2 separate regions of the Mus musculus genome follow, and region 2 is linked to region 1. A link is a loop called in an ENCODE intact Hi-C map of the cell type or tissue named here. Cell type or tissue: heart. All regions are shown on one strand. Links, peaks and the distances in the headings refer to the core of each region. The heading gives the core; the rest is flanking DNA.

What was found. Peaks named below come from ENCODE experiments on the same cell type or tissue, not always from the same donor. Only the 100,000 strongest peaks of a DNase experiment are listed, where the experiment ranks them.
Region 2: a loop joins it to region 1, with 8 times the contacts of the local background. A loop is called at or near these places in 26 of 42 quality-filtered maps.

What each region holds. Positions count from the first base shown.
Region 1 is chr6:52,219,091-52,224,466 of GRCm38, reverse strand. Hoxa9 (homeobox A9) reads left to right here. Exons shown (of 2, transcript NM_010456.3): 2 at 1-1,370. The coding sequence ends at 223. Among named protein-coding and RNA genes, the nearest start is that of Hoxa7, 3.2 kb to the right of the region's middle. In heart, for the core only: no CTCF peak of the experiment used is centred there; a DNase peak (open chromatin) is centred at 2,646; H3K4me3 peaks cover 1,333 bases; H3K27ac peaks cover 354 bases; H3K27me3 peaks cover 4,768 bases.
Region 2 is chr6:51,868,980-51,874,355 of GRCm38, reverse strand. The region is part of intron 11 of Skap2 (src family associated phosphoprotein 2); the gene reads left to right. Among named protein-coding and RNA genes, the nearest start is that of Skap2, 140 kb to the left of the region's middle. In heart, for the core only: a CTCF peak has its summit at 3,024 (motif pointing left); no DNase peak of the experiment used is centred there.

The DNA of each region.
Region 1 (5,376 bases), core at 141-5,140:
CTGGCTACATGCTCGCTCCACTCGGAAGAAGCGATGCCCCTACACAAAACACCAGACGCTGGAACTGGAGAAGGAGTTTCTGTTTAACATGTACCTCACACGGGACCGCAGGTACGAGGTGGCCCGGCTGCTCAACCTCACCGAAAGGCAGGTCAAGATCTGGTTCCAGAACCGCAGGATGAAAATGAAGAAAATCAACAAGGACCGAGCAAAAGACGAGTGAGCCTTTTAGGGGCTCATTTAAAAAGAGAGCAAGCTAGAAAGAAAAAGAAAGGACTGTCCGTCTCCCTCTGTCTCCTCTCCCCCAAACCCAGCCTCCACCCGCACAAAGGGGCTCTAAATCCCAGGCCTCATCTCCCCACTGGCAGTCCGTGCTCAGGCTGGCTCTTAGGCCTGCGGCTTTGATGGAGGAGGTATTGTAAGCTTTCCATTTTATAGAAGGCACACACACACACAAGGGAGGGCATTAGCGCTATTGGCTGTATGTGCTAGCTTGTATATATATATATATATTTAAAAAAAATCTACCTGCTTCTGACTTTAAGCAAAAGGAAAGAAAACTACCTTTTTATATAATGCACAACTGTTGATGACTGGCTGTATAGTTTTTAGTCTCTGTAGCTAATTTAATTTGCTCTTCGTGTGGCAGATCATTCTGCCAAAATACTTGAACACTGTGTTTTATTGTGGTAATTATGTTTTGTGACTCAAACTTCTGTGCTGGGTGAAGTACCCATTGTGATTGTGGAAGCTAGAATTCAATTTGAACTCAGGTTGTTTATGGGGGGAGAGAAGCTGTGGCATAATGTATAGCTCTGTAGTCTTCTGTGTAGCTAGACTGTTAACCTACGATTGTAAACTAGCTGTAAGGATTTCCCAGTGAAATCAGATTTGGAAAGAAAAGAGAGATAGTTCTCCGGGATGCATAGATTCATGATTTATCTACTTTTGAAATGTGGGCTTCTTCATCTTTACGTTCTAGACTCCAATTTTGTCCAATGTATATAGAATCTCCATATTAAAGAAATATTCATAATCAGAAAGCTTGAATATTGTTTTTGCACCAGAGGAGAAGTGAGGAAATTCGGAGCTATACGTGTGTGCAGAGGGTTGCTACCTATGGGTTTACGCTTAATTTTAATTGGGAGAAAGTGAGTGCTTATTGTAATGGAGTTAATTTTATTGATAATAAATTATACACCATGAAACTGCTCTTGGGCTACTGTAGATTTGTATCCTTGGTGAATTTGGGGTTCCCATCGGATTGAACATACACTGTATATTTTGCAATAGTTACCTCAAGGCCTACTGACCAAATTGTTGTGTCGAGATATTTAACTTTTGCCAAATAAAATATATTGATTCTTTTACGTTGTGCGGCTCTGCTCTTTGCACCTTCTTTTTCTAGGTATATTTTCGGGGGAGGGCTGAGGTGAGGTTGATAAAGCCCTAATTCGGTCTCTCTCTCGCTGGAACCAGCCGTAGTTGGGCCAGGCCTAAGCACCCTCGACTCAGATGGTTGCCGGTAGCTAGGAAGCAGAGGCGGAAAGCTGGGAAGTCCAGCGGAGGAGCAAATAGACTCGGATCTATTTGCCAGGCGACCAGAGAAGCATCAGAAAGCTAGGCCTCGCTGGCCAGCAGCAGTGGAAAGTCCACCCTTTCATTTTGGCTGCCTCCAAAAATATTCCCCAACCCTGGACTCACAAAAAAAAAAAAAAAAAAAAAAAAAAAAAAGGACTGAAGAAGCCTTTGGAAGTAGGGTGGTCGAGTTGAGGGCTGGAAGTCAAGGAGCTGTGTAAGAAAACTCTGAGGAGGCAGGCAGGAGCCACATGTCGGCAATGAGGCTGCTCCTTCAAATAGTCAGGGGTTTTCAGAGAGTGGAAAAGCCATACCCTTGTGCCCCATTGAGTCCTGCCAACCTGGCCGGAGGCGGGTTGGGGGTAGGGGCTCAGCATCCTACACTGCTAAGCCACCTTCGGAGTCCCCACAGAAGCAGGCCTTAGCAACCGACAAGCCCCGAAGCGCCATAAAAGAAAATGAGGGCTGTTACCCTTTATGGGGTGTAAAGGGCTGCGTAGGGGGAACGACTGCCTTCGGAGGCCCAAGCGCCTTCCAGATGTAGCCAGAGGATTCTGCCTCGCCTCACACCCCCCAATTCTTTTCCTTCGCACCCCCATCTCTCTGCAATGTTGACTGTCTTCTAAGCCGGGAAAGGGGGACCAGGGTGAGGGTGGATGGGGCTTCTCCTTAACCCCCACCCCCAACGAGCCGCCAGGTTGGCACGCCCTCTGTTGTTGCAGACAGAAAGGACTTCAAAGCTTATGCAGTAAGGGTGTGCCATAAAGGAAGGTCTGCGAACTGTCTGGAATTCGGCTCTTAATGAGTTTACAACTGTCCAGCTCCAATTAGGGTATCCCACCAAAACCCTTTCATTTGTTTGCTCTGTCTGCCTCCGATAAAGAGACTGCGGAAACAGCCCTCTTTTATGGGTATTGCCCCCTCGGCAGCGTAGGTTCCTGGCTCCCCAAGGATTCCCCAGGGACAGGGCCCTCGCTCCGCCCATGGGAGTGGAACGCTGGTGGGGTCACAGGCGTTGCCGAAGTTCACGCGGGCCAGAGCAGCTGCGGCTGCAGTGCCAAGAAAATTCCAGGAGATGGCAGTGTGGCTCCACGCAAGAGGCTTTCTCGCCGCCATCTCCGGCCGCCGAGACCTAGGAAGCTCCTAAAATGTCGACTTGAAGCGAGCCTTTCTGGAATGGGATTTGTGTGAGCAGCAGTCGTATATTTTCCCTGCTGCTCATGCCAGCCTGAAAGCCTCCAAGGGACACAGCATGCGCCGGGGCTTGCCTGACCTTCGGCGCTCGCTCCTCCCCGGCCCCATTCCGAGACCGCTGTGTTGCGTGGCAGCAGCGACGCCGAAGGTGCGGGGCTGTGGCTGAGAACGCCAGTTCCATTTCAGGGTCACAGTCCTCATCCCAGCAGAGATCTAGGGACAGCGAGGCGCACGGGGAACGGGTCGTTCACGATCGAAGAACAAGGGAATGAACACCTACGGCCCCAGGACCAGATGAACCCACAGAGAGCGCATCCTGTGGCCACGGGTTCCGCCGACCCGTGAGGTCCCCAAACCTGGTTCAGGGTGGGGGGGTACCAGGCCTAGCTAGCCACCACCAGTATGGGGAGAGAGAGAGAGAGAGAGAGAGAGAGAGAGAGAGAGAGAGAGAGAGAGAGAGATCGGGGACTTGGTCGGTTTGAATACCTGACCTTAAAATTAGGCGGCTGAAAATTGGTTATAAAGTCATACTTGGTGGCTGTCTTGTGTAGATCTTCGGGGAACTTGGCCACGCTGGGGTAACTTGGGGCATAGTCTAGGAACTGTTAGGTTGTTCGAAAATAAATGATCTATACGTTTAAATAAGTACATTAACACTCTAGCTTCAAAACGCATTCATATGGTTGAAGTCGTTCTTGCTTCTCAGGCCGTGGTATTTCTTTGGCATTGAAAGGCCAAGGCTACTCTGGTGTCGCCGGTTGAGGAGGCTAGAAGAAAGAAAAAAAAATCCCCATTCATTCTCAGGCTACTTTTAATGCTAGATGTCCCCAGCTTCAGAGCAAGGCGGCTAGTGTGTGGGATCAGACTCTGGGGTAGGATGGTTTCGGAAAGAAAACACAAGAGCAAAAAGAAAACTAACCCTTCGAAGCGCCGTGAATATAGACCGTACAGTGCATTTATTTGGGTCGTAATAGTCTCGGCCAAGCCCACAAAATGTTTATGACTCGCATCTCCGTGCTGAATGCGCTGTAAAACCAGGGACTCGATCCTGGCTGACGTATCTCCTGGGTCTCCCTCTCTTTCTCTCTCTTACTCCCTTAAAAAAAAATCTTCCTGCACACACGTAGGTACTACAGGCATATATCCTCGTTATATTTCCGTATGTAATTCATGCTACTTCACAGCATCTGATTGTAGGAAGGGTTTTATAGCTTCTTGGAGAGAGCACCAAGAGATACCTATCCTAATCCTGAGAAATCTATATTTATGTTACTGCTGAGCAGTGGGCACAAATAGAATGCTCCAGTTTTCTAACAATGGAAGTCACTGGTTGGCAGCAGCCGCTTCCCTCCACGGATCACAGAGGCCCTAGGTAGGTGCAGGCCTCCAGGAGCTCAGAGGCCTGGTGAAATGACTAGGCCAGCAGCCTCCCTTGCCCTTGGCCGACTGGCGGCGGGGCAGGCTGCTCTCTGGTCTTCGCTGCTGAGAGGTTTTTCACAGCCTGTCGCTGTCTTCGTCCGGACAAGACCCGGCAAGGAACTGGGCTTATTTATTCGCTTCGGGTAGGAATTGGTGGCCGCGTCCAAGTCAGGCGCCTTTCACTAAGTCGGGGGACATAGTCTCCAAGCCCAATAGCTGAAGCCCACCATCTTCTCAGGGGAGGAGACTAGAAAGGTTCAAAGTCCCCCAAACTCAGCACCACTGGACTCTCTAGAAGGCGCCGTTTTGCTGCAAAGGTCTGCGTTTACATTCTAAACCTAGATTTAAACATTGAGGACTATCTGGCCACAGGAAACGGAGGAAACAAACTCTGGCAGTAGGTTTGAAAGCTAGTTCTGGGACAGCGTTGGGAAATATTTAGATAGCAGATTAAAAACTGGGTCTGGGCTCAATAGTGTGTGAATATTTTCACACATAACAGATACATTTCCATTAAATAAGTAGGGAGCCAACAGTCAGAAAACATATAATTAAATAGGCCTTGCTGAGAGTCTGATTTTGTTCAAAGTCTGCCAAGGGAAAAGAGACACAGAAACGAAGTGAGGGTTTTTGGTGAGTCTTGAATCCCACTCAGAGGGAAGACTTGTGCCCAGAAGTGCCAAGACCTTGAAAACAGCAGAATTTGGGACCTATTTGGCCTTGGCAAACTAGCACAGAGTCTCTTGTGGGAACCACTTAGTCCTTTCAGGCCAAATTCAGATGACCTTCCTAGGTGTGTTAGTGTCGTGTTTTTCCTGTTCAACCCAACTCCGAACTCTGGTTGTCAGGTCTCCTTCTAAAGAGAAGTTCCACTTTAGACACGTGCCTTTGGACTGCTCCAGTCTCCTGAGTCTAGACAGACCGCCTGGGCCTGCCTGGCCTTTCACTGTGCGCCCTTCTGTGTCACCCCAGGAACAATTTATTGGTCTAAAGCAGTCTAATTTCGCCTCTTTGATCTCCTAGCCTTCTTTTGGTTTGCTTCATCTTCTTTTAGCTATTTTAGAATTTTATTTCTCTCTTAGAAGACACTGTTATTTCGATTTCTACCCCCTCCCTGTTTCACCTCTTCTGTTTCCCATCCTGGTCCACCATAAAGTGGATCCCGGATATTGCCGCCTTAGGGTC
Region 2 (5,376 bases), core at 122-5,121, 350 kb after region 1:
TAGGTCCTAGTTAACAATTGGAAGTTCACAATAATTAATTATTTTGTCAAGTGAACTATAATCAGAATTTAAACACAATCAGATAACAGGATTCAACTTAGCCGTGTGTTTACCTGTCACTCTAGCCCTTGGCAGGCATCCACCTACTGCCTTATCCAGAAACAATATACTTATGTGAAAGTTAACATTGTAAGGTATTAGGTTATTAATTATGTTTTTCTTGCTTCTTCCTCCTTATTCTTCTGTGTGCTTATTCTGAGTTTGCCTGCCATTCTCCAGTAGAAACATTGTGTTTATAAAAAAAGGTTTTCATCTTTGTGTAAACACATTGGGTGTTCCAACAATTTAAAGGCTCTATATTCAGACAAGTTGAGGTAATTTTTTAAAGTTTAACACACTATATTTGTAATTGCAGTACCAAAGTATATTGCCACAAACTCATCTTTATGTACATGAGAATCGTGTCTTTGCTTTTTAAGACACTGCACTGTAGAACCTGTCTGCTCCAGACATCAGTTTCTGATGCAGTGTTGGAACTCTCTTAATTTTCACTCTGAAGTTTTTCCTACTGTACTATAGGGATTTTTAAAAATGTTTTTAAGCTTATCTTAGCACCAAATCATGAATGAAAATGACTTAAATATAAGCAGGGAAATGTTATATAGGTCATAAGTCTAACACTTTATAACCCTAAAATTATTGAGCTGAGAAATATTTTGGATATTTCAGAAAGATGATATGTGTTATTAGATACAAAGAGAATTTGAAAATAATGTCACATTTTGGATTTTAATGTTGGTTGGCTGGCACTGAAAATCTTGACCCAGCTGGTCACAGAATCTTAGAGTGGGCATCTTAATGAAGATTGTCTATTCTTGGTGCAGATAGAGTACATGAGCTAGCTATATTATCTTGACTCCTAGAGTAGTTCATTTCTGTCCCTTCTGCTTAATCCCATCCCATCCCATCCCATCCCATCCCATATAAAGCATGTACAATACCAGGACACATTCTAGACATCAGGAATCCTAAAGAATAATACATAAGCACTTGGAGATTAGTAGGAGAAGTGCGAGAAGGAATATTTACTAATAATACAGATTACGACTTATTGAGAAGCCCAAAGCCAAGGCTGGTTGTGAACTCCAGTCAGCCTCCCAATGGTGGGATCCATGGGTTGCTATGTTATCTTACTGTCATATCCACATGACAGCTTTTGGCTAAGTCTGTTATCAAACATTTAATTGTCCCAAGTTAAAATAGCAGCTTTTAAAGTTAATTACTTAACAGAAATAACACTGTTTGGCCCAGTTCTTATCAGGAAACTTTCCTGAAATTCCTCCCAAATTTACCAAGCTCACTGTTTATTTAACTAATGTAGCTGTGAGTATATAAAATTCAAAGGTTGATTAACTTGTATTTGAAATTTCAGAGTGTAGGGATATGTGGTACAGCACTGTATTCCTTTGCACACGTGGAGCTTGTAAAGCCCACATGGGCTGCTTCTTTTTTTTTAATTTATTTTTTATTAGATATTTTCTTTATATACATTTCAAATGCTATCCCGGATGTTCTCTATACCCTCCCTCCGCCCTGCTCCCCTACCCGCCCACTCCCGCTTCTTGGCCCTGGCAAGAGAGGCCCCTTGGTATTGGGGCATATAAAGTTTGCAATACCAAGGGGCCTCTCTTCCTAGTGATGGCTGACCAGGCCATCTTCTGCTACATACGCATCTAGAGATACGAGCTCTGGGGGTAGTGGTTAGTTCATGTTGTTGTTCTACCTATAGGGTTGCAGACCCCCCTCAGCTCCTTGGGTGCTTTCTCTAGCTTCTCCTTTGGGGCCCCTGTGTTCCATCCTATAGATGACTGTGAGCATCCTCTTCTGTATTTGCCAGGCACTGGCATAGCCTCATATGAGACAGCTATAACAGGGTCCATATGGGCCTCTTCTTAAGGCCCTCTCAATGGTACCTTGGGCTGCTGGAAACTCAGGCAGACAACCCACCCCCACCCCCTCCCCCAGGCAAAGTGGCACGGACTTGTCTCACTTCCGCCATTTCCTGTTCCTGTGAAATTAAAGGTGTAGTCCTAGTGTGCACTGTCCTTCCTGGATGCTGAGGGAGGGTAGAAGTTGAGTTCTCTGAAACCTGTTTAAGACCTGGGGTTAGAGGTAGCCCAGCTCACACGTAGCCTTCACTTCCGTCTGACCATCGTAAATGCTGTTATCTGGGAGAGAACTGGCCTCCTCTTTCAGACCTTTGCAAGGCTCGATGTTCCAACAACATTGGGTTCCTTCCAGAGACAGCATTTTAGTTGGGACTAATTTTGGTTTTTGAAAGAAGAGCCAAGAAAGATGAACGTGTTAGTCACTGTATCTCCCCATAGCTAAATGATTGATACTCACAGTCAGCAGCTGTAAGCCTCAGAGAGCGGTGCATGGTACCATAGAGAGAACAGCCTCCCGGCTCTGCCCCAACGCTGCTGCTGACTTTGCTGGGCTCTCTGCTGGCTTTGGAGGTGAGTGTGTGTGTGAAGATTCCTTCCCACCTTGTACTGTGCAGGTGCAGAAAGAAACACGGGATGATCTCTCACAGGTGCTGTAACCTACGGTTTTGTCCAAACCTGGGTAGACACAGACCTTAAGTTAATACCATAACTGTGTTTAATTTCTGAATGCCTAAAATAATAAATTGAGAACTCAAGATTTTTCAGAAGAAAGCAGTGGATTTCTAGATCAAGGTGGGACCAGTGCTGTATATTTTTAGAAGGATAAGCAGTTGGCTCAGCAGGTAAAAATGCCTGTTTTACTCTGAGAACTTGAATTCAACCCCTGAGGCCCATGCAGTATAAGGAGAGAACACATAAGCAAACGTCTAATTTGATTCTTAAAAACAGAAGTAGTATAAAAATAACTACTATTTTGTATGACTAGAAATGTGTTTAATCTTAGAGTATTATCTAGATCTCTGTGGTGATGGCATGAAGTTTTCACCATTCTAATTTATTTTTTTACACCATCTAGTGGCTCAGAATGAGTGGTGCAGGTAATTGCAGCTAATGTGCACAATCAAACTGGTGTCATTAATTTAGCTTTACATCTAGCTATGGGTGATTACTCTCCCATCTCATGTCAATAAAGTATTAGCATTAATCATGAAAAATTGTGTTCATCATTTTGAATTTAGTGTGGAAATTGTATAAAAAGGAAGAATATATTTTAAGAAATCTAGCATAATATTTGTGAAGATATAGAAAATGAATACTTTGTAAGAAATCGATGCCATGCCTTTTTTAATAAATAAAACTATTTAAAAAGTTTTTTAAAAATACAATTTAATCTTAGAAATATACTGACTTTTAATTTGAAGTATTATCTATGATTTGACTTACTGCCCACAAGTTTCTCAGTTTTGAATATGTCCATTTTAAAAAGGTAACACAAAATAGTTTAAGGAAAGATTTTTTTAATATACATATCTAGACAAATTTAAAAATCAAATGGTATGCTTTATAATAAAAGACATTTCCATTTTGTAAATGTAGTGGTAGAAAACATTTCACTGATTTGATGGTTAGGCGATTTTCATTATACATCTCTATGGAAATATACCTTATTTTTACATTTTTCCCACCCTCCTTCTGTCCTCCCTCCTCCTCCTCCTCCTCCTCCTTCCCTCCCTCCCCTTCTCTTCCATGAACATCTTGCTGGCAAGTTGCTGTGCTCAGTTAGCCGCAGGATGGTTTATTTATGTTAAGCCTCTTTTGAGTTACACAGATCTTAACCACCATCACCCTTTTTTTCTTCAGTGAAAATCAAATGCAACATACAATAAAGAAGAGCTGGCAGACACTCTGCCCTTCCCCCTTCCCTCTTTAACATTTTCCAATTAGCAGCTGCCATGTGACCCTCTGGCTGAGTTACCTCCTCCTTCAAATATCCCCACATTTTTTTTTTTTTTAGTTTCAACCTTTGAACCTCACTAATGTAAATCTAAATACTGTTTGCTTTAAATGGAGACAGTACCTTTTTGCTTTATTGTTCTCTTGATGTTGTTTTCTTAATGAATTAAAATAATTCAGTATTTTAATGTAGATTTAGAAGTCGTTTTTTTTTTTTTTCTCCTCCAAAAAAAAAAATACAATGGAGCATATTTTCAGGGACAAATGAAGGTATAATTTGAGTTTTTTTTTTTTTTTTTTTTTTTTTTTTTGTTTTTTCGAGACAGGGTTTCTCTGTATAGCCTTAGCTGTCCTGGAACTCACTCTGTAGACCAGGCTGGCCTCGAACTCACTAATCCGCCTGCCTCTGCCTCCCGAGTGCTGGGATAAAGGCATGCGCCACCACGCCCGGCATAATTTGAGATTTTCGTGATAACTGTTTTGTTGGTGAATTAACTCTGAAAATAGACAATGTGATCTCCGGCTTTTTTGTTTTAAGAGAGAAAAATTCATTATCAGAAGTAGAAAATCTTTTAGTTTTTAATTTCAGTTGTTTGCTGAAATCCAGTTGTTTAGAAAATCATGCTAAATATTTTACTATTTGCATCTCAATTTTATTTTCCTAAACCATGGGCATTATCTGGTAGGCTAGTGGTATTTTCCTAGAAGCATGTTTGTGCAACATTTGTATTTCATCAGTAGGTTCCAAGTCACACAGCAGCAGGCTAACTCTCTGTTCGTGTTCCCCTTCTGTCCTGCTGCTCTGCCTTGCCGCTCTGGACTCACAAACTCTTGCAGTCATCTTTCAGTCTGTACTTGTTGGTACATTGCTAGCCACCTCCTCGTCCTAACTTTTCCAGCAACAAAATGTTTTTAGAGAGCTATCCTTCAGCAGGAAAGAGGGATGCTGCTTAAAGCTCTGGAATATATTCTTTTTTCAGAAGTATGCATGACTTTAGCTTTGCTGCCTTTAAAAAAATATTTTCTTAAGACCAGAATGGGAACTGTAGATAAGAGAGTGGTCATGCCTGTGCAATAAAATGTATCTGAGGTTGTGTTGGCTGAAGGTTTAAGCAGTGCTTTGTTTGCGTTTGGTTAATACGTGCCAGTGATTGGTGAATTGTGGCTGTATTGAACATTTACTTCTGTTAGAGTACAAAGATTTACTCTGTATACCTTTTGGGGCTTCAAACCTGTAAAATAAATGAATCAAAGTTCTTACTGGCAAAGACAAAGGCATTGGGGGTTTTGTTTGTTTGTTTGTTTGTTGTTTTAATATGTAGTTCTCCTAGTTTCATCATTTGTGCTCAAATGGTCCAGGGTAGCACAAATAGAATGGCCAACTACTAAAAACTGACCAGGGCAGCTCAGGGGGACAACCATGGCTGACACTGAATCCCCGAGAATAATCCAATCCTGTGGCCTTTTGGAAGGA